4 separate regions of the Homo sapiens genome follow, and all the other regions are linked to region 1. A link is a loop called in an ENCODE intact Hi-C map of the cell type or tissue named here. Cell type or tissue: heart right ventricle. All regions are shown on one strand. Each heading gives the region's core, and the rest is flanking DNA. Links, peaks and the distances in the headings are about the cores only. Region 1 has its middle 40 kb from the start of TMEM40. Region 2 overlaps MKRN2 (makorin ring finger protein 2). Region 3 overlaps RAF1 (Raf-1 proto-oncogene, serine/threonine kinase). Region 4 overlaps SYN2 (synapsin II).

Region 1 (5,550 bases), core at 497-4,496:
GAGTGTAGAAAACTTTTTCAAGTTATTTGGCTAAGAAAGGTGTCCCAGGGGAACCTTGACAAGATCCCTTTCTTTCTTTTTCTTTTCTTTTCTTTTTTTTTTGAAACTGAGCCTTGTTCTGTTGTCCAGGCTGAAGTGCAGTGGTGTGATCTTGGCTCACTGCAACCTTCGCCTCCTGGGTTCAAGCAAGTCTCCTGTCTCAGCCTCCCGAGTAGCTAGGATTACAGGCACACACCACCACGCCCAGCTAATTTTTGTATTTTAAGTAGAGATGGGGTTTCACCATGTTGGTCAGGCTGGTCTCGAACTCCTGACCTCAGTTGATCCGCCTGCCTCGGCCTCCCAAAGTGCTGGGATTATAGGCAAGGTTCCTTTCAATTGACCTCAAGCCTATATTCTTGATGAATTTCCCACACCAACACTCTTTGGTTGGAGTAAAAACTAAAGGAAATAATTTGGTAAGATTCAAAGGCAGCTGTCAACCCTTGAGGTCACTGTATCACTCATTCAGTGAGTCATTTAGTCACTCATTCAATCAGTCACTTATTCATTCAGTCAGTCATTTAGTCATTCATCAAACTTTTTTTTTGAGACAGAGTCTCGCTCTGTCACCCAGGCTGGAGTGCAGTGGCATGGTCTCGGCTCACTGAAACCTCCGCCTCCCGGGTTCAAGCGGTTCTCCTACCTCAGTCTCTTGAGTAGCTTGGACTACAGGCACGCACCACCATGCCTGGCTAATTTTTTGTATTTTAGTAGAGATGGTGTTTCACCATGTAGCCCAGGCTGGTCTCAAACTCCTGAGCTCAGGCAATCCGCCCACCTCGGCCTCCCAAAGTGCTAGGATTATAGGCATGAACCATGGCACCCGGCCTCATTCATCAAACTTCTATTGAGACTTCACTCTGTGTGCCAGGCTCTGCTGAGACTGAGATGAGTAAACACTTACTGGCTACCTGACTGTGTTTTAGACAAGGGGTAAACAAAGCCAGCCCAAAGTCTTAGCAATTCTCAGTGAGGTGATTTTTGCCCTGGCCACCATCCTGCCGCACCACCAACCAGGGAACATTTGGCAATGCCTGGAGACACTTTTAGTTGTCACAACCATGGTGAGGAGGGCGCAACTGGCATCTGGTTTGTAAAGGCCAGGGATACTCCCAAATGCCCTGCAGTGCACGGGCTAGGCCTCCATAACAATGAATTCTCCAGCCTCAGACGGCAATAGTGCTGAAGCTGAGAAACTCTGTTGTAGCTTCAACTCTAGTGGAGGAAGATGGAGGTAAGAAAAATGTGTCAGAGGGTGCTAAGTGCTATGTAAGAAGAGGGGGCTGGGCACAGTGGCTCACGCCTGTAATCCCAGCACTTTGAGAGGCCGAGGAAGGTGGATCACCTGAGGTCAGGAGTTTGAGACCAGCCTGGCCAACACGGTGAAACCCTGTCTCTACTAAAACTACAATAATTAGGTGGGCATGGTGGTGGGTGGCTGTAATTCCAGCTACTTGAAAGGCTGAGGCAGGAGAATCGCTTGAACCCAGGAGGTGGAAGTTGCAGTGAGCACTCCAGCCTGGGTGACAAGAGTGAAACTCAGTGTCAAAAAAAAAAAAAAAAAAAAAAAAGCAGGGGACAGGGAGTGCTGGGGAAGTGCTCACTGAAAAGATGACGTTGGGCAAAGGAAGTGAAGGACTAGCTATGCGGCTGTCTGGAGGAAAAGTGTTTCAGGCAGAAGGAATAGCAAGTACGAAGCCCCTGAGGCAGAAACAAGCAGGGCAAATTGGAGGAGCAGCCAGAAAACAAAGAAAATAAAATATTAAAAAAGGATACATACATACAGGTAATAAAACTGTAAGGAAAGTGAAAAGATAAACACCTGCTGGGGAGAAGGAGGGAGAGAAGCAGGGCCAGTGTCTAATGCGCTGGCAATGCTTTGTTTTTGTAGGTGGTGGTTACACAATAGATACACAATATCTATTTTCCAAGCTGTATGTATATCCTAGATACTTTTCTGTATGTTATATTTCACAATAAAGACGATTTAAATCATGTGTTAGTCTTTACTGTTTGCTCAACTGTGGGTGCTATTACAGGGCATAGACACAAGAGGGGGCGCTAACCAATGAGCAGCGGCAAAGCAGTGTTTCCTAGCAACGGGGAAAACGTTGAAGCAGAAACTTCCTTCAGAGTGGTTAACTGATGGATTCTGGCTGCTGCCCCTGACAGGTCGGCCAGAGTCCACTTCGCACCCTGGAGGCGTCTCTGCAGGGTCTGGAGTGTCACTGACTTTTGTGGGGAGTAGAGCTCTTCTCCCAAATGCGAAATCGGGTCTGCAGAACACGAGAGGTTGCTCCCTTGTGCCGCGGAGCTTTCTTCTCCTGCCAATGTTAGATAATAACGACGTCCTCATTAACAGATGCCATTATTAATATCATTAGTAACAGAGGGCTCTTATCCGTAAGACTCCAAACAAGTCGTAGTGTTTCCCTCGAAAAACGGAGGAAATTAAAGAATGGAAAGGAGGGACCTTGCCTCCAGCCTTCTAAGACCTCAGGTCTTCTAAGACCTCAGGTCTCTCTCTCTCTCTGTCTGTCTCTCTCTCTGTCTCTGTCTCTCTCTGTCTCTCTCTCTCTCCTCTCTCCTCTCTCCTTCTCCTCTGTCTCTCACTCCTCTCTCTCCTCTCTCTCTCCTCTGTCTCTCACTCCTCTCTCTCTGTCTCATACGCACACAAAGAGAGAGAGGTTTTTCAAGATTTGGGATGCGGTGGAAGTTTTCAAGATTGCTGGCCGGTCATGGTGGCTCACATCTGTAATCCCAGTATTTTGGGAGGCCGAGGGCAGATCACCTGAGGTCAGGAATTCAAGACCAGCCGGGCCAACATGGCAAAACCCCGTCTCTACTAAAAATACAAAAATTAGCTGGGCGTGGTGGTGCGCGCCTATAATCCCAGCTACTCTCAGAAGGCTGAGGCAGGAGAATCACTTGAACCCGGGAGGTGGAGGTTGAAGTGAGCCAAGATCATGCCGCTGAACTCCAGCATGGGTGACAAAGTGAGACCCCGTTTCAAAAGGGGAAAAAAAAAAGATTATTGACAAAGCAGAAGGTTTTATGATACACAGGTAAATATTAGGTAAATTTGAGGCTGAGTGGGATTATGGTAATGAATACCTACACTGTTAAAAGAAGTTACCCCAGACTTTATCTCACTTGACTTTACAATCACTTTGGTACCACTCCATTTTGGAGATGAAGAAACTGAGGCTTAGAGAGGTTAAACTGTGAGCATGCCAGAGCTTTCCTCCCAATCCAATTTACTAAAGAAGAAGTATTAACTAGCTTTTTTTTTTTTTTTTTTTTGAGGCGGAGTCTCGCTCTGTCGCTCAGGCTGGAGTGCAGTGGCGCTATCTCGGCTCACTGCAAGCTCCACCTCCCGGGTTCACGCCATTCTCCTGCCTCAGCCTCCCGAGTAGCTGGGACTACAGGTGCCCGCCACCGCGTCCGGCTAATTTTTTGCATTTTTAGTAGAGACAGGGTTTCACCGTGTTACCCAGGATGGTCTCGATCTCCTGACCTCGTGATCCACCCGCCTCGGCCTCCCAAAGTGCTGGGATTACAGGCGTGAGCCACCGCGCCCGGCCTTAACTAGCTTATTTTTAAGGGGTGGGGGAAGCTGTTAATTGTCTCTCATGCCTGTAATCCAGGACTTTGGGAGGCTGAGGCAGGCAGATCATGAGATCAGGAGTTCAAGACCAGCCTGGGGCCGGGCGCGGTGGCTCATGCCTGTAATCCCAGCATTTTGGGAGGCCGAGGCGGGTGGATCACGAGGTCAGGAGATCAAGACCATCCTGGCGAATACGGTGAAACCCCGTCTCTACTAAAAATACAAAAAATTAGCCGGGCAAGGTGGCGCACGCCTGTAGTCCCAGCTACTCGGGAGGCTGAGGCAGGAGAATGGCGTGAACCCGGGAGGCGGAGCTTGCAGTGAGCAGAGATCGTGCCATTGCACTCCAGCCTGGGCCACAGAGCAAGACTCCGTCTCAAAAAAAAAAAAAAAAAAAAAAAAAAAAAAAAGACCAGCCTGGCCAACATAGTGAAACCCCATCTCTACTAAAAATACAAAAATTAGCCGGGCGTGGTGGCTGGCACCTGTAGTCCCAGCTACTTGGGGGGCTGAGGGAACCCGGGAGGTGTAGGTTGCAGTGAGCTGAGATCGTGCCACTGCACTTCAGCCTGGGCGACACAGCGAGACTCTGTCTCAAAAAAAAAAAAAAATTGTCTCTCATAACCAAAGAAAGTTAAAACAATGGAGAGGTAGTTTATTTTCTCATTAAAATAGCAAAACTATTTTCAATCATAATACCTCACACTAGGAAGGCCTAGTGGAAACTGGCAGTCTTGTACGACGCTAACGGCAGCATAAACCAGTAGCCACTCATCGGGAGAGCAGTCTGGCAACACCCAGCAGAAGCCATAAAAATGTTCCTACCCTTTGATCCAGCAACCCAGGTTCTGGGAATCTATCCTAAGGACATAATTTGAAATTTAGGAAAAGGTGTATGTGCAAATATTGGTGGCAGCATTATTTATGTTGGTGAAAAATTGGAAACAACTAAGGGAAATGGGTGATCAAGGGCACAACTCTATTAAGTAACCTGAATGTCTCCTTTTTAAAAAAATGATGACTGCAAAAATTTTGAAAATTACCTGGGTGTGGCTGGGCATGGTGGCTCACGCCTATAATCCCAATACTTTGGGAGGCTGAAGTGGGTGGATCACTTAAGGTCAGGAGTTCAAGACCAGCCTTGGTAACATGGCCAAACCCTGTCTCTACAAAAAATATAAAAAAAAAATTAGCTGGGTGTGGTGATGCATGCCAGTAGTCGCAGCTACTCCAGAGGCTGAGATGGGAGGATTACTTGCACCCAGGAGTTCAAGGCTGCAGTGAACTGTGATCCTGCCACTGCAACTTCGGCCTGGGTGACAGAATGAGACTTGTCTTCTAAAAACAAAAAAAAAAATATATATATATACACACACACACACACATACACATATATATACATATATACACTTATATACATATATACACATATATACATATATACACATATACACATATATACATATATACACATATACACATATATATACATATATATACACACATATATATCTTATTCTGAAGACTGTGACATCATGGGAAATGCTGCTGTGTAATGTTTTTTAAAGTTTAGCTAGACTTCCCTCATACAGGAATGCCGTGCAATACTAAATGAAAACAAAAGCAGCTACAAAATAACAGGGATATCAATCAACCTCATAAGTACATACCATTCCATTCATGTGGGGAGAAAGCTAAGGCAGGAGAAGAAACTATGTTGGGGAGATAAGAATGCTTTTTTTTCTCTTGTTTTTTGTTTGTTTTCATAACTTTTTTCTCCCCTTTCACTTCTACTCGGGATCTTCTTCCTTCTTCCTTCTTGTTTCTTCTTCTTTTCTTTTTTTTTTTTTTTTTAGATAGGATCTTGCTCTGTCATCCAGGCTCCAGTGCCTCTGCCCAGT
Region 2 (5,550 bases), core at 958-4,957, 160 kb after region 1:
TCTGGGCTCAGAGGCTCATGCCCGTAATCCCACCACTTCAGGAGGCCAAGGTGTGAGGACTGCTTGAACCCAGGAGTTTGAGGTCAGCCTGGGCAACATGGCAAAACCCAATCTGTATAAAAAATACAAAAATCAGCCGTGCATGATGGCTACTTGGGGGCCTGAGGTGGGAGGACTGCTTGAGCCCAGAAGGAGAGAGCCTGCAGTGAGCTCTGTTTGCACCACTGTACTCCAGCCTGGGTGACAAAGCAAGACCCTGTCTCAAAACAAACAAAAAAACAAACAAAAAACCCTGTAAATAGAACCACACATAGGCCGCATGCAGTGGCTCATGCCTGTAATCCCAGCACTTTGGGAGGCCAAGGTGAGTGGATTGCTTGAGCTCAGGAGTTTGAGATGAGACTGGGCAACATGGTGAAACCTCGTCTCTACCAAAAAATATACAAAAAATTAGCCAGGCACGGTAGCGTGCACCTGTGCTCCCAGCTACTTGGGAAGATGAGGTAGGAGGATCGATTGAGCCCAGGAGGCAGTGGTTGCAATAAGCCAAGATCATGCTGCTGCACTCTAGCCTGGGTGACAGAGTGAGACCCTGTCTCCCAAAAAAAAAAAAAAAAAAAAAAAAAAAGGTAAGTTGGGGAAAGAATCTTTTCAACAAATGATGCTGGACCCAAAATCGACTTGGAAAAAACTTAAATATGTACCTGCTGATATGACCCAAAATGAAGTATAAAACAACCTATGACGTATTCTAGCCAGAAACAATTAATTTGAATCCACAAAACTCCAGATCTAACATCCAGTTCATAGAAAATACAGGAGACTGGGGACAACCTATGAAAGACATCTCGAGAAAACAACCAAATAAATACAAAAGAGGCTGTACGTGGGACCTAGGCCTACTGTCTTTATAAGTGCCATGTAACTAAAGGAGGCTGAGTTTGGAAGACAGTTTGACAGTTTCTTAAAAAATGTAAACATAAATCTACCATATGACCCAACAATTCTACGCCTAGGTATGTACCCAAGAAAATGAAAATCTATGTCCACACAAATACTTGTACATGAATGTCCAAAGCAGCACTATGCATAACAGCCAAAAAGTGGAAACAATCCAAATGTCCATCAACTGATGAACAGACAGAGAAAATGTGATTTATCCATACAATGGGCTCTTATCCAGCCATAAAAAGGAAAGAAGTACTGGCACACACTACAACATGGGTGAACCTTGAAAACATTACGCAGAGTGAAAGAAGCTGGACACAAAAGACCACATGTTGCATGATTCCATTTATATGCAATGTCAGAAAAGGCAAATCTACAGAGACAAAAAGTAGATTAAGTGGTTGCCTAGGGTTGGGAGGAGAGAAGTGAGGGTGACTGTTAATGGGCACAAGGGATCTTTTGGGGGTGATAGAAATGTCCTAAAATTTAACTGTGGTGATGGTTGTACAACTTTGTAAATTCATTAAAAAGTTTTGCACTGTACACTTCAAACAGGTAAATTTTATGGTATATAAGTTATACCTCAGAAAAAGCTGTTAAAAAAGAGAAAAAAGGGAAGGGACAATGCTAGGTTAGCAGACAGAACACAAGGGACATAACCAGATGCAATACTTACCTCTGGACTAGAATCTGGTTTCAACAAACCAGATACAAAAGACATTTTTGAAACCAGATATTTTGAAAGATATTTTGAAATAAATGTGAGTATGGACTAGGTATAAAATGAAAATTTATTAATATGGAAAGTTAAACACAATTAACTGAGAAGAGTAGATTATAAAACAGCTAATGGTGCAGCTTCTATAGAAAAACAGTACGGAAGTTCCTTAAAAAATTAAAAATATATTTACCATATGATCCGGCAATTCCACTTCTGGGTATAGACACAAAATAATTCAGGCCAGGCCCAGTGGCTCACGCCTGTAATCCCAGAACTGTGGGAGGCCGAGGTGGGTGGATCACCTGAGGTCAGGAATTTGAGACCAGCCGGATCAACATGGTGAAACCCCATCTCTACTAAAAATACAAAAATTAGCCGGGCGTGGTGGTGGGCGCCTGTAATCCCAGCTACTTTGGGGGCCGAGGCAGGAGAATCACTTGAACCTGGGAGGGAGAGGTTGCAGTGAGCCAAGATCACGCCACTGCACTCCAGCCTGGGCAACAGAGTGAATCTGTTTCAAAAAAAATAGAAGACTTCAAAGTAGGGACTCAAACAAACATTTGCACACCCGTGTTCATACCAGCATTATTCACAATAGCCAAAAGGTGGAAGCAACTCAAGCGTGCGCTAATGGACGAATGCATAAACAAGATGTGGTCTATCCATACAATCAAGCTTAAAAAGAAAGGTGATTCTGGCCGGGTGTGGTGGCTCACACCCGTAATCCCAGCACTTTGGGAGGCCGAGGCAGGCGGATCATGAGGTCAGGAGTTCAAGACCAGCCTGGCCAACATGGTGAAACCCCGTCTCTACTAAAAATACAAAAAGTAGCCGGGCATGGTGGCAGGTGCCTGTAATCCCAGCTACTCGGGAAGCTGAGGCATGAGAATCGCTTGAACTCAGGAGGCGGAGGCTGCAGTGAGCCGAGATCGTGCCACTGCACTCCAGCCTGGCGACAGAGTGAGACTCCGTCTCAGGAAAAAAAAAAAAAAAAAAAAAAGAACTAGACAACAGGAGGGAATGGTATGCAAGGAATGCCAGGGAGGCCCGAGAGGCCCAGACTGCTGGTGTCTCCAGAGAAAGGGTACTAGTGAACATGCTGCACATCCGCCCCAATCAGAAACCTCTGACTTCTCCACCTGTTTCTCTCCCCAAAAGCAGAGGAAGTGCTGACCAGACCTACCTGACAGTTTATTTTTTTCCCAGGGAAATTATAAAAGGATATTCTAGTATATAAGTCAGTCTCTCATGCGTTTGGCTAGTATGAGCCACCTCTATGTACACCAACAGAATCAAATTTCTGAGCCTACAAAATGAGAACTGGACCTCATGACTTAAGTGACTATACAATGGTGCCATCCTACAGCCTTTGCTAGGTAGTCAGCTAGGCTTTCCCCAGGAAACACCCTCTTGTGGCCTACCATTAGATCAGCAGTCCCCAATCTTTTTGGAGCCAGGGACCAGTTTTATGGAAGACAATTTTTCCACGGAATGGGGGGATGGGGGATGGTTTCAGGATGATTCAAGCACATTACATTTATTGTGCACTTTATTATTATAATATATAATGAAATAAGTATACAACTCACCATAGTGTAGAATCAGTGGAACACTGAGCTTGTTTTTCTGCAACTAGATGGTCCCATCTGGGGGTCATGGGAGACAGTGACAGTTCATCAGGCATTAGATTCTCATAAGAAGCACACAACGTAGATCCCTCACATGCACAGCTGACAATAGGGTTAGTGCTTCTATTAGAATCTAATGCTGCTGCTGATCTGACAGGAGGTGGAGCTCAGGTGGTAATGTGAGTGATGGGGAGTGGCTATAAACACAGATAAAGCTTTGCTCACTTGCCCACTACTCACCTCCTGCTGTGTGGCCTGGTTCCTAAAAGGCCATAGACTGGTTGGGGACCACTGCACTAGATCAGACATTGTGCAGTAATTTGCCATAAGGCTGTTAAAGTTTTATTTTTTAAAAAGAAAAAGCACAAACAGAAGCTGGGAAACTTTTTGTTAGAAACTTAGAGTTCCTGTTATTTACAATACCGATTTTATAAATGCACAGAAGAGAGTTACACAGCAGATGTGAGACTGCTATCCTTAGGAAGGTCTGCTTCCAAGGCTGCCCCTTGCCTGGCATCTGGGAACTTGGCTAGTAACAGTTCTCTACACAGATACAAAATTTTCCCTAAATGATGGAGAGTGTCTCGCTGTGTCTAAACTGATGTACAATGTAGTTCATGCTGAAAACCTGCTTGCCTTCTGGGAGTCTGGAATTTTGGTTCATGCTAGGCAGAGGGTGCCTATGTGACCAGCTTGGGCACTGAATCCCTAATGGGCTTCCCTGGACACATGTTGCTGCATTTTCATTGCTGTGTGGCCCTCTCAGGGAGGGACAGATGTAGGAAGCCTGCACCCAGGCTCCTCCAGACCCCCCATGTCTTCTGCCATCATGATCTGGCTGTGACCCCTTACTAGATATGGTAATAATCTCAGCCTTGAATACAGCTGTATACTGGGACCCACTTGTCCTAGTTCTAGACAGTCTCTGGATTTGGGGTGGTCTTGGAGATCCCAAACACAAAAGTAGAGTATACATCTAAGCAGTTTGAGAATTATTTTTGAGAAATGCTACTCAAGACTGCAATATTTCAATTGTCCTCAGACATGGTAATCTTTGAAGGTATAATAATTTAAAAAAAAAAGTCAGTGCCAAGAGCCAAGTCTGAATGACAAAGAGGTATCAGGATTAGTAAACTCATAAATACTGAAAGAGGACAGGTTCAAAGTGGCAACATAAGCAGTTAAACAAAAGTGATATCGAATAAATACTGTATAGTTTCTTTCCTTTTCTCGGGTAGAGACAGGATCTTGCTATGTTGCCCAGGCTGGTCTCAAACTCCAGGGCTCAAGTGATCTTCCTACCTCAGCCTCCCCAAGTGCTGGGATTATAGGAATGAGCCACTGCACCAGCCAATACTGTATTGTTTCTTTTGAAGCAATTAGAACAGAAAATTTCCTGAAAGAACCAGGGTGGAAGACTACCACAGGCCCTCTACCAGATACTATTTGTTAACAAGGCAGACAAGAAGAAAGACTTTTTTAGGTAGTGGTCTCCTGCAAGGATGCCTTTTATAATTCTACCTCCGCCTTCCATACGTCCTATCCAGAAAACTTGCCTTCCAAACTGCACTAATTATCTCTTCCACTAAAATACAAATATTTAACTGCCAACCAGAGCTTCTAGTTAATTTTGCCATTTATAAGCTGGTGACTTCATAAAAGCCACTTCACTTCTGTAAGTGACTGAGCTGAGATTTAAACAGATTCAAAAATAATTTCTAGACCACCATCACTGCCTTCAAGAAAGGAAAGTATGAAATGAGAGTTATGTAAGAGGTGAAGTCAGCCCAGTCCTATTTTTGTAGCATATGTCACCATTTCCACTCCCCAGTGACAAGCACAAAGCCACCTAGAGCACATCCTGCTTGTCCTTTGGGGCATCTCTGTCATGTGCTTATAGTCACTCCTCTCCATCTATGTTATACTGATCTTACTCCAAGCCTCTTTCATGTTGCGCTTTGTAATGAATTTCCAACTGCTCAACCTTTCTGATGGACAAACCGCCCCTCATATCTTCCAAGAGAGACGACTGAGACATGAACTGGAGGAGGGGAGAGACGACTAGGTGGGTGAAGTGCATAGCTGGAGACTCAGAGCAGGTAGGTTCTTTCTGGGGGACACTCCAAAGGGGTGTTACCCTGGGTAAACCCAAAAGACTGTTTCAGACAGTATGGCTATTATACACTGCAGAGCATATCAGGTTCACTGCTGGCCACAGAACCACCAGCAGCTCCAGCAGCAGCAGTGCTAAGC
Region 3 (5,550 bases), core at 641-4,640, 120 kb after region 1:
TGTTGCCCAGGCTGGAGTAGTGGCACAATCTTGGCTTACTGCAGTCTCTGCCTCCTGGGCTCAAGCTAGCCATCCTCCTGCCTCAGCCTCCCAAGTAGCTAGGACTACAGGCACATGCCACCACACCCGGCTAATTTTTGTATTTTTTGTAGAGATGGGGTTTCGCCATGTTTCCTAGACTGGTCTCGAAATCATGAGCTCAAGCGATCCGCCTGCCTCGGCCTCCCAAAGTACTGGGATTGCAGGTGTGAGCCACTGTGCTCAGCCAGTTGCAGAATATTTTAGATGGCATAAATATCTCCAGGATTCCTTAGGAAAGAACACAAGCACTTTGTGGGATAGAGCACTTGTGTCTGAGATAACAAGGCTGCTAGTAGTTGTAGGAGGCAGAGCAATGGATATTGCATTTATTGCTTCTGTTAGCATTAGAACATTTTTATATCACATTTTAAAAGCCCCAGCTAAAAGCCAGCGGATGAAGTTTTAAGTTGTACCCAAGTTTAATTTTCCTCTGGTTGCGCACTTTCATTTGGGGATTCATAATTTTTCAAGGCATTGGTACGTGGTACTGCTTCTGAGCTTTGTCTTCTCTCAATAGAGTGAGCTTTCAAACTGTGATAAAGATTATTTGTTACAGTGTTACTTCCATAAAGACTGCTATTAGAATGGAGATAACTTGTTTTTAAGATTCTAGGTTTTTTAGGCCAGGTGCGGTGGCTCACGCCTGTAATCCCAGCACTTTGGGAGGCCGAGGTGGGTGGATCACGAGGTCAGTAGATTGAGACCATCCTGGCTAACACGGTGAAACCCCGTCTCTACTAAAAATACAACAAATTAGCCGGGCGTGGGGGTGGGCGCCTGTAGTCCCAGCTACTTTGGAGGCTGAGGCAGGAGAATGGCGTGAACCCGGGAGGCAGAGCTTACAGTGAGCCGAGATCGTGCCACTCCACTTCAGCCTGGGTGACAGAGCGAGACTCCGTCTCAAAAAAAAAAAAAGATTCTAGGTTTTTTAAGTCAGAAAGTCTCAAAAGTCAGAGGAGTGAGGAGCAGTGGACTTTTATGCCATGCTTTCAGAAAGCAAGCTCTGGTCTATGAATGAAGAAGAAAAATGAGTGGTCCAGGAAACATAACTTCTAGATTGTTTTGTGCAATACTTTTTTCCGCCATATTCTGGTTCCTGTATACAGTATATCTGTTCAGTATCTTAAAAATTACAACTGTTTTCATGATTTTGATTGAAGATTTTTTTAACTCAGCCCACCCACTTATGGAAGTAAAGCAGAAAGGGTCTCAAAGCAACTCAGAAGCCTCAGGTGCATGATTTAAAACTCAACATATTTATTTAAAGCAGCATCTGTCAGGCCCAAAGCTCACAACCTCCTTTTGGGCATTAAATTTGGCATCAAGGCTGGGTGCGGTGGCTCATGCCTGTAATCCCAGCACTTTGGGAGGCCAAGGCAGGGAGATCATTTGAGGTCAGGAGTTCAAGACCAGCCTGACCGACATGGTGAAACCCTGTCTCCACTAAAAATAAAAAAATTAGCCGGGTGTGATGGCATGCGCCTGTAATCCCAGCTACTTAGGAGGCTAAGGCAGGAGAATTGCTTGAACCCAGGAGGCGAGGTTGCAGTGAGCCAAGATCATACCACAGCACTCCAGCCTGGGCGACAGAACGAGACTCTATCTCAAAAAAAAAAAAAAAAAAGAAAGAAAAATTCTTTCTATAGGCCAGGTGTGGTGGTTCACACCTGTAATCCCTAGCACTTTGGGAGGCTGAGTTGGGAGGATCACTTTAGCCCAGGAGATCGAGACCAGCCTGGACAACATAGTGAGACCCTGTCTCTACTTAAAACACAATTAGCTGACCATGGTGCTGTGTGTCTGTTGTCCCCGCTACTCGAGAAACTGAGGCAGGAGGATCACTTGAGCCTGGGAGATAGAGGCTGCAGTGAGCCGTGATAACACCACTGCACTCCAGCCTGGGCAACAGAACAAGACCCTGTGTCCAAAAAAAAAAAAAGAAACTTAAGGAGTTTATATTCTAGTGGAGACAGTAAACAGGAAAAGTAGAATATATAGTATGCTGTAATTGCTAAGGAGAAAAATGGAGGAAAGGAGATATGGAGTGGCAGTCCCAGTTCAATGTTTTTAATAGGTTGGTCAGGGAGGAATCTGCCAAGAAAGTGGCATTTGCATGGAGGGCGAGGGTGGGTGGTGCAGATATCTAGGGAAGCAGTAACATCAAGTGCAAAGTGGACCACTCACCTGGCCTGCTCCGAGAACTCAAGGAGATCTTATGGCTTCATTTAGAGTGAGTGAGAGGTATACTAATAGGAGTGAGGTCCAGTGGTAGGGTGTTTTAGGGTCCTGTAAAGACTATCATTTGGGTTAAATGGGATCTGGGGTTGTACGAGACCTTTAGGAGGTTTGGCAAGCCTTTGTTTGAAAATGAGTGTGATGAGAGAGCTCATTATCTGTCTGAGAGCCCATTCTAACTCCAGGTAGTTCCTACTAGTAGAAAATAGTTTGATTGGGTGCAGTGGCCCACATCTATAACCCCAACACTTTAGGAGGCTGAGGTGGGAGAATCACTTGAAGTCAGGAATTTGAGACCAGCCTGGGCAACATGAGACCCTTGTCTCTACAAAAAATTTTAAAAATTAGGTGGGCGTGGTGATGCACACCTGTATTGTAGTCCCAGTTACTTGGGAGGCTGAGGTGGGAGGATCCCTTGAGCCCAGGAGTTTGAGGCTGCAGTGAGCCGTGATGGTGCTGCTGCACTCCAGCCTCGGTGACAGAGCAAGAGCCAGAGTGGGGCGAGGGGAGGGCATGGAATAGTTCTTTATTAGAGTTGAAATCCGTTTTCCTATAATGTTTGCTCATTGATCCTAGCAGACTGAATGAATCCCTTTCATGGCAGTCCTTGGGTTATTTATATGTAAATGAGGGGAATGCTGCAGTATAGAACATTCCTTCTGGATTTCATAAGAAATTGCAAATAATCTGTTACCATAACTGTGTTAACGAGAGCTGGCTGGCAGATGGATCCCTGCAAGTACCATGGGCACTGTCTTTGGTTGACCCTGTTCAGTCTTCCCATCAGTGACTTAATCAGAGGTGTGATATGTATTTGCATAGTAGTGAGGATTTAGAAAAGCGAGAAGAGTTCAACTGGCTAGGATGATGGAAAAAAGAAAAGATCACCTTTTAACAGAGATAAGTCATATTCATTGTTCCAAAAAGTAGAACTGGAGGGGGAAGATGTGGCTTAATGATAACGTGTGTGGAAACTGCCAAGGAAGTTCAGCCGACTGCAAGGTCAGAGTAAGTCACTGCGTGGGCTTGGCTCTGAATTCTGAGGTTATATTACTGATTAGGGCCAGAACAGGTGACACCAAAGGGTGGGTTCAGTGACAACTAGAGCATGCCCAGAGGAGAGCTATAAGAAAGGGAATGGACTACAAAACGAGGTCCATGAAATAGGAAGGTCCTTAGAAGCAGTTCCCCCTGAGCGATCATCCAGCATCTCCCAAGCCACATGCCTGAACCCCTAGCCCTGTCCTGTCCCCTCCCGTTAAAGGCTCTGCCCTTTTCTGGGTCCTGGAGCCTGGGTCATAGCGTTGGCCATTTTCCCAGCACTTCCACTCAGTTGACTGCCTCATTGGGTCAGTTTACCTTCACAGGATTTCTTACCTTCATCCCTTCTTTCTGAGTCCCCACAGTCAACCATTCTTCTTGTACCTTTCCTGAGCTATTGCAGCAGATTCCTCTCTGGTCTCCCTCTTTCTCTCCTACAGGTGTCCAAATCCTACCCTAGAGTTTACTAAACACAGCTCAGGTTTCTCTCATCCCCCTCACCTCACCTTTATTTCTGATGTGCCCAGTCTGAAACATTCTCTGTCCTATTTACTAAAATCCTTCCCTTGGTTTATAGCCCATTTCCTTCAGAAAACCTTTCTGTATTCTCTTTGAAAAGAGATTTACTTAGGCACCTGTAGTCCCAGCTGCTTGGAAGGCTGAGGTTGGAAGATTGCTTGAGCCCAGGAGTTTGAGGCCAGCCTGGGCAACATAGTGAGGCCCCATCTCTAAAAAAGAAAAAAAAAAAAAAAAAAAGGATTTACTCCCCCATCTTGGGGAACTCCCCTTCTGTTCCAGCACTCCTGTCTTGGCTCCAACTGTACCAGAATGGACACTTATGCAAATGATTGTTGTCCTCCTACTCAGGGCTGGTTATACACGTTTCCCATATGGTGTCCCATATGGATCCATTTTTCTAGATAGAAGGTAGCTCCAAACATAGTGTGGATCTCTCCCATCCAGTCAACAGCACCTTCACCGGCAGCCCATGGCAAACACATGTGCAGGTTAACTGGATGAGAGCCACTTTGGAGGCTGCTGTTAAAACATGGGGACTCGTTGAAACTTTAGATGATAAAACCAGAGATCACAGGGAGACAGTTTGGGCCTATCGTGAGGACCATCTCTCTACCAATTTTCTTCCCAAAAATGAAATGGGGAGGGCTGGGTGGGGTGGCTTACGCTTGTAATCCCAGCACTCCAGGAGGCCGAGGCAGGCAGATCATTTGAGGTCAGGAGTTTGAGACCAGCCTGGGCAACATGGTGAAACCCCATCTCCACCCAAAAATACAAAAATTAGTTGGGCATGGTGGAGCATGCCTGTAATCCCAGCTACTCGGGAGGCTGAGGCAGGAGAATCGCTTGCGGAGGTTGCAGTGAGCCAAGATTGTGCCACTGCATTCCAGCCTAGGTAACAGAGCGAGTCTCCATCTCAAAAAAAAAAAAAGGAAGGAGGAAGGCTCCAACAGAGAGGCTCCAGAAACACTTTTGAAAGTGGCTTTTGGCCAGGCACGGTGGCTCATACCTGTAATCCCAGCACTTTGGGAGGCCGAGGTGGGAGGCCTCACAAGGTCAGGAGATCGAGACCATCCTGGCTAACATGGTGAAACCCCGTCTCTACTAAAAACACACACAAAAAATTAGCCAGACGTGGTGGCGGGTGCCTGTAGTCCCAGCTACTCGGGAGGCTGAGGCAGGAGAATGGCGTGAACCTGGGAGGTGGAGCTTGCAGTGAGCCCAGATCACACCACTGCACTCCAGCCTGGGTGACTGAGCGAGACTCTGTCTCAAAAAAAAAAAAAAAAAAAAAAGTGGCTTTTAAATTTATAGCACTCTAAAGTGGAATGGATCCCTGGATGTGTCTAAAGTTATATCAAGAGGCTGGTTTTACAGTGCTTGACAATCAGTTGTCAGTGTTATAGGTAGAATAGCAATTGGAGTCAGACTGGGGTTTTGATCCTGGCTGCAGCGTTCTTTGTTTTTTGGCTGTATGACCTTGGGCAAGTGACTAAACTTCTCAGCTTGTTGTCTGTGAAGATAAATTATTTACGTCAGAGGGCAGCTGTGAGGATTAACAGAGATAAAAGTATACACAGTGCCAGGATTCAGTATTATTAGAATTACTTTTTAATGGTATTGAAGGCAGAGAAGCTTAATTTCAATATATATCTCTGAATTTTTACTAGGGACCAT
Region 4 (5,550 bases), core at 502-4,501, 580 kb after region 1:
AAAGTAAAATGTTCTTTTTTCCCATTCCTCTCTTATCACATATACTTCCCATTATCAATTATAAGCATATACTTCCAGTGGAGGGGAAAAAATGTGTGGCTATACCTGCATACATATATGCTTCAAACACATACATATGGCATGCTACATAAATTTTTTTAAACTTTTGTTTTTTGCACTTAAAAATATATCTTAGTGATATGCTTTCAGCACATATTGATGGGCCTCTTCCTTTTTAATAGTTGCATGAAATTCCATTTGAAGGACATACAGTATTTTATTGGTAAACATGTATTGGCATTGGCATTATATATTGGTGAGCACATTAGATTTCTAGTTTCTTGCTTTTGGTATTACAAACAGTGCTACAATGGCTTACATTTAAAAATATATCCACAGGATGAATAATTTATGACAGAAGTGCTGGTACAAGGAACAGACACAGTTACGGTTTTTACTAATATTCCCAAACTGTCCCCCACCCAAGAAAAAGATGATACCACTCTTACCAGCATTTGAAAGTCTGGGAAAACTACTCTACTTCCCTTAGTTTTCCCACACAGTCCCTTGCATAAGATAGGAACAGATAAGATGCCCAGTACGGACTTTTTTTTTTTTTTTTTTGAGACAGGATCTTGCTCTGTTGCGCGGGCTAGAGTGCAGTGGTGCAATCATAGCTCACTGTAGCCTCGACTGCCTGAGCTCCAGTGATCCTCCTGCCTCAGCCTCCAGAGTAACTGGAACTACAGGCACATGCCACCACGCCAGGCTAATTTTTAAATTTTTTTTGTACAGACAAGGTTTCACTATGTTGTCCAGGCTGTTCTTGAACCCCTGGGCTCAAGCAATCCTCCTGCCTTGGACTCTGAAAGTGCTGGGATGATAGGAGTGAGTCACCATGCCCCACCAATATGAACTTTCTGATTGGCAGTCTTGTCACATAAATCTAAATTCATCCCCTTGTGCTCAATCCTAAACAGAACCCAACATGTACATCCTTGAAACACAGACTAAAAATATCTGTAGTGCCTGTGTTGTCAATTTCCCCCTATTGTAACATTTTTCTTAACAAGCCTAGCAGCTGAGGATCTATGTAAGTTTAATGGCTTGCAGCTTCCTTGATGGACCAGGTAATGAACCATCTCCCCTTATTGCTAAAATGAGCAGAAGCTTCTAGATTTAACTCTTGTTACTCAAGGAAGTGAATACCTTCATCAATTCCCATCCACCTAACAACTAGGGCTTGTGAGGCTGAGGAATATGATTTCAGAGACTTCTCTCCTAACGCCCCCACAAAACTTGGCCCAACCCAGGCAAGCCTAGCTTAAATACGCCCTCTTTTATGCATTGGATAATGGAGAAAGAGTTCTAGAAATAGAAGCCAGGGAAGCTAGGTTCAGGCCTACTTCTACCACTTTTCAGCTGTGTGACTTTGGGCAAATAATGCGTCTCTGAGTCTTAGTTGTGTCATTTATAAAATAGGGCTAATGGTGATCTTAATAGTGAACACCTGTGATGTACTAGGCACTATTCTAAGTGTTTTATGTATTTTACCTCATTTAATAATGTTTGGCTCACAGGTGGTTGTGAAGATTTAATGAAATCAGATGACATGAAAGTTTTGGAAATGCTGAAATTTATGCAAATATGAAGCACTGTTAGCAAAAAGCAGCAAACATTTATGCTATTTTAATATGACTACAGCCAACATGGCTTCTTCCTTTTCTGAACTTTCATCACATTTATTGTCTGCTCATGATATTTGGCTCACAGCATCATCATCTGATACCACCTTTCAAAGTCGGTTGTCTAATAATCAGACACTGCTCCCCCACCTACGCCTCAGACCACTAGATTATGTAACAATGCTTCAGAGCAGGGATGATCCATATGTGAGTCTTGGATTTTTCAGAAAATTTTTGATTTTAAATACTGATTATGTCTTATTGTTTGATTATATGCTCTAGGCCTGTACAAATATAATCATTATATCCATAAATTTCCAAATCCTTCACAGAGCTGTGACTTAGTGGCCTCACAATCAGGACTTGCTTATTGACTGGGATGTTAGGAGTGGTGGTTTGGGCTGGACCACTGGAGAAAACCAGAAGACAGCACCCTCAGGACAGAGCCTATTTCTGCAGGCCCTGCCATCTTCTTCTCACATGTGTCAATCCTGAGGGTCAAGTTCTTTCCTTCCTCTCCTCCTCCACATGAAAATCTGTTTTCAATCTCTGTCTATATTGGAGCTAATGGACCTGAAAGAGCCTAGAGTATAAATCCTCCCAGGATGACTGGAATTTGCATAAGGATCAAATCTCAGGCTAGAAGATGACAGCACTGAAGATGGATTCACATACTCCAGAAGGCATTTAGGGAGGAAAAGACTTCCCAGAGCTCTGTAAACAGTCCAGCACCTAGTAAATATCTAGCACTGGTCTAGACATTTACCTTTAACAAGGTGCTAGTTTCTAGCTCTTACTGACTCTGACTCAGGCCTTGTTCTTTCAACCAAACATCTGAAGGCTTCAAGAAGTTAGAAAATAAACTAGAAATAGTAGGAGATTCCTATTTCCCCACCTACACTGTTAGGGTAAAAATCATGCCTTCCTGTCCTGGTGCAAGTTTGTGAGCGCCGGCCGCCACCCACTGGCAAGATGAGTACTGCAGCTGATTGCAGTCACAGCTCACCACTCACTGCACTGGCTGAATAGCCACAGACTCTACTGGCACAGGGGTATCCCTCCAGCTGCTTATTTGCTGCTCTGAAAAACCATACCCAAACATTAACTGTCTCTTCTAACAAGTATGCATCCACTTCCCTCCCTCAAAGAAGCTGGATAGCTGGCTTTTGCAACTTGTAGAAAGAAACGCCGTGGTTTGTCACTAAATTCAGCAAAAATTTACTGAGCATCCAGTGGTAGGTGCTGGAACTATAAAAATTGGCAACCATTAGTGATAACAAAGTACAGAAAGCAGAGTCTACAAAAGGACGCCAATATCTACATGGGGGTCACTGCTAAGTTCCCACTCAACTCTTCAGATTTACATCTAGCACTCACATTTCTACCTTTTAATCTTTTCCTTTAAAAAAAAATTTAAGCACACAACTAAAACAATAATAAAAGTTTCATATAGTCCAGGAGGATGTACAGTGGAAAGCAAGTTTCCTCTACCTCATAAGTCAGTGGAGAGACAGAAACAAAAATAAAAGATTATAATTCAGGGTATCAACTGCAGTAGACATACAAGCACAGCATTATGGGAACCCAAAGGAGGGAGCCATTCTCCCTGCCTGGAGAAGTCCATGAATGCTCCAAAGAGACTGAACTGAGTCTTAAAGAATGAGTAGGAATTAGCCACATAGGAAGGAAGATGCAGAATTGAAATGTAAGGGCAAACGCACAGAAGCTTGGGTGAGGCTCTGGGCACTACAGGGGCCCAGCACACTGCTGGCTGAACAGTGAAGACCAGAGGTTCCCAAGGCAGGGAAGTGGCAGAGCAAAGGGCTTTAAATGTCAGGTGGAGTCTCTGGAACTTGAGGGCTAATCTCCAAATGATTTTTTACAACTTTTCACTGCAGAAATATCCACAATAATCATCAACATTTTACCAATCTTTTTCATCTATTACCCTCACTGTTTTTGTTGTTGAGACTACGGTTTGAGTATTTTAAAGTAAGTCCCAAACATCATGTCATTTATCCTGTCAATTTTTAAGCATTCTGTTAATGACTGTTATTTTTATGATTTACAGTGGCAAAACAGACATAACAACATTTTCCATTTTAACCACTTTTACGTATACACTTCAATGGTATTCACAATGTCGTGCAACCACCACCACTATCTATTTTTCAAAACTTTTCATCATCCCAAACAAAAACTCTGTAGCCAATAAGCAATAAGTGCCCATTCCCCTCTCCCCTCAGTCCCAGGTAATCTCTAATCTACTTCATCTGTATTAATTTGCCAATATTCTAGGATAATGACTTTTAAAATATAAGTGCCATGCCATTGTCTCACCAAACAAAATTAATTTTATTAACATCTTTACTGAGTCTGTATTCAAGTTTTCCCAACTGTCTCAGAAAATACTGAAAGATTTTAAGCAGAGAGATCATACAGTCAGATATGCCTAAGATCTGAGAGGCTGCTTTCTCTGGAATGTGGAGAAGACTGAAGGGAATGAATCAGTGCTTAAGATCATTTCAGAAGCCAGTGTAGTAATTAGACTTCAGAATTTTCTATTTTACTGGCACTTGGCAGGCCAATACCTATTGCACAGCATTCACCTGACAATTCAATTAATCACTTGATTGATTAGGTCTAGGAGCTTAGTAGCTAGCTGGGAAATGACAACGACATTTAAAAAATCAGATTTAATGAAATGACATAACACTTTATAGAACTCCCACTGTAGATGTTCTGGAACAGAGACATAAATAAGACCTCAAACAGTCAGGCTTTACATTGAAGGGGTTCTCAACTCAAATTTGGATTTGTTATCTAATTTATGGACCATAAAACTTTCAGTACCTGGAGAAATTTCTGTTATGGATCATTGGTTTGGTTCAGAATAAGAAACAAAGAACAGGAAGACATGAATACTTTCCCAGATAAAGGCAACATTCTGTGGCTGGTCCTTGATATTAATTCACTGATTAAATTGTTATATCAAATGCTCTGCAAGTAAGGCACTTCTTAGATAGAGAGCAAGCTGCATGGTGTCTTAGTTAACATTCATATAAATGATGTGGAAGAGAGTGCATGGGGAAATTGCCAAGGTTACAGATGGCATTCAGCTCTTCCAGGGATTAAAATGCCAAGATGATTAGGGGTAAACTGAAAGAAGATGTGGACGTGGGCAGAAAAGTGGCAGAGGAGTTTTAATGTGCCTAAGTGTAAGAAAACACATTCAGGGGAAATAATCTTATCAGAGGATCATGAACTGGAATGCTCAACTACAATCTGGTAAAGGAACCTGGAATGACAGAAAATTGTTTCCTGAAGACAGTCCTGTGAGCTGTAACAGGCAAAAACCAAAAAGATAGAATGAAAGGTAAAAAAATGTTAGTTATCACTAGAAAGCTTATGGAAACCCAACATAAAGGGCTACTCATGCCCTAACCCCATCTTGTACAAGCTGTAATGCTTTCCTATTTATGATACAGCATATTAGGTCCACTTATCTGGACAAAAGTGACATGATGAAAGTAGAAATGGTCCAGAGAAAAACAGAACAAAATGAAATGACTCTGATTTTAGTAAAGCTAAAATAATGAGTCGTCTTCAGTCTGTAAAGATACAAAGGCAACACATGGGTGTGGAGGAGGAGGGAAAGAAAAAACAAACACTGAGTGACCCTACACAAATCAAATCACTCATCTCAGATCACCCAAATTAATCCTCACAATATGCCTCTTACAAGAATGTCATCTTAATGTTACTGGTTTTATAGAAAAATGAGGCTCAGATGAATTAACTGACTTGCTTAAAGGTAGCAGTTAGAAGGTGGCAGAGCTAGTCAAATTAAATTCCAACTCTTTTG

Evidence for each region. A loop is a pair of places that touch in the nucleus more often than their neighbours do. Peaks named below come from ENCODE experiments on the same cell type or tissue, not always from the same donor. Only the 100,000 strongest peaks of a DNase experiment are listed, where the experiment ranks them.
Region 2: it touches region 1 in a loop (2.3-fold over the local background); 19 of 110 quality-filtered maps call a loop at or near these places.
Region 3: a loop joins it to region 1, with 1.9 times the contacts of the local background. A loop is called at or near these places in 17 of 110 quality-filtered maps.
Region 4: it touches region 1 in a loop (18-fold over the local background); 30 of 110 quality-filtered maps call a loop at or near these places.

What each region holds. Positions count from the first base shown.
Region 1 is chr3:12,716,785-12,722,334 of GRCh38, reverse strand. No RefSeq gene overlaps it. Among named protein-coding and RNA genes, the nearest start is that of TMEM40, 40 kb to the left of the region's middle. RefSeq lists an enhancer at 2,260-2,309. In heart right ventricle, for the core only: a CTCF peak has its summit at 2,083; a DNase peak (open chromatin) is centred at 2,144; H3K4me3 peaks cover 497 bases; H3K27ac peaks cover 301 bases.
Region 2 is chr3:12,560,603-12,566,152 of GRCh38, reverse strand. All of the region lies in intron 1 of MKRN2 (makorin ring finger protein 2), which reads right to left. It also overlaps a transcript of MKRN2OS not described here. Among named protein-coding and RNA genes, the nearest start is that of MKRN2, 6.3 kb to the right of the region's middle. RefSeq lists enhancers at 4,932-5,021, 5,202-5,381. In heart right ventricle, for the core only: a CTCF peak has its summit at 3,093 (motif pointing left); no DNase peak of the experiment used is centred there; H3K27ac peaks cover 3,251 bases.
Region 3 is chr3:12,592,350-12,597,899 of GRCh38, reverse strand. All of the region lies in intron 10 of RAF1 (Raf-1 proto-oncogene, serine/threonine kinase), which reads left to right. Among named protein-coding and RNA genes, the nearest start is that of MKRN2, 38 kb to the right of the region's middle. In heart right ventricle, for the core only: no CTCF peak of the experiment used is centred there; no DNase peak of the experiment used is centred there; H3K27ac peaks cover 1,086 bases.
Region 4 is chr3:12,132,322-12,137,871 of GRCh38, reverse strand. The region is part of intron 1 of SYN2 (synapsin II); the gene reads right to left. Among named protein-coding and RNA genes, the nearest start is that of TIMP4, 24 kb to the left of the region's middle. RefSeq lists a silencer at 2,489-2,783. In heart right ventricle, for the core only: CTCF peaks have their summits at 2,452 and 2,658 (motif pointing left); a DNase peak (open chromatin) is centred at 2,651.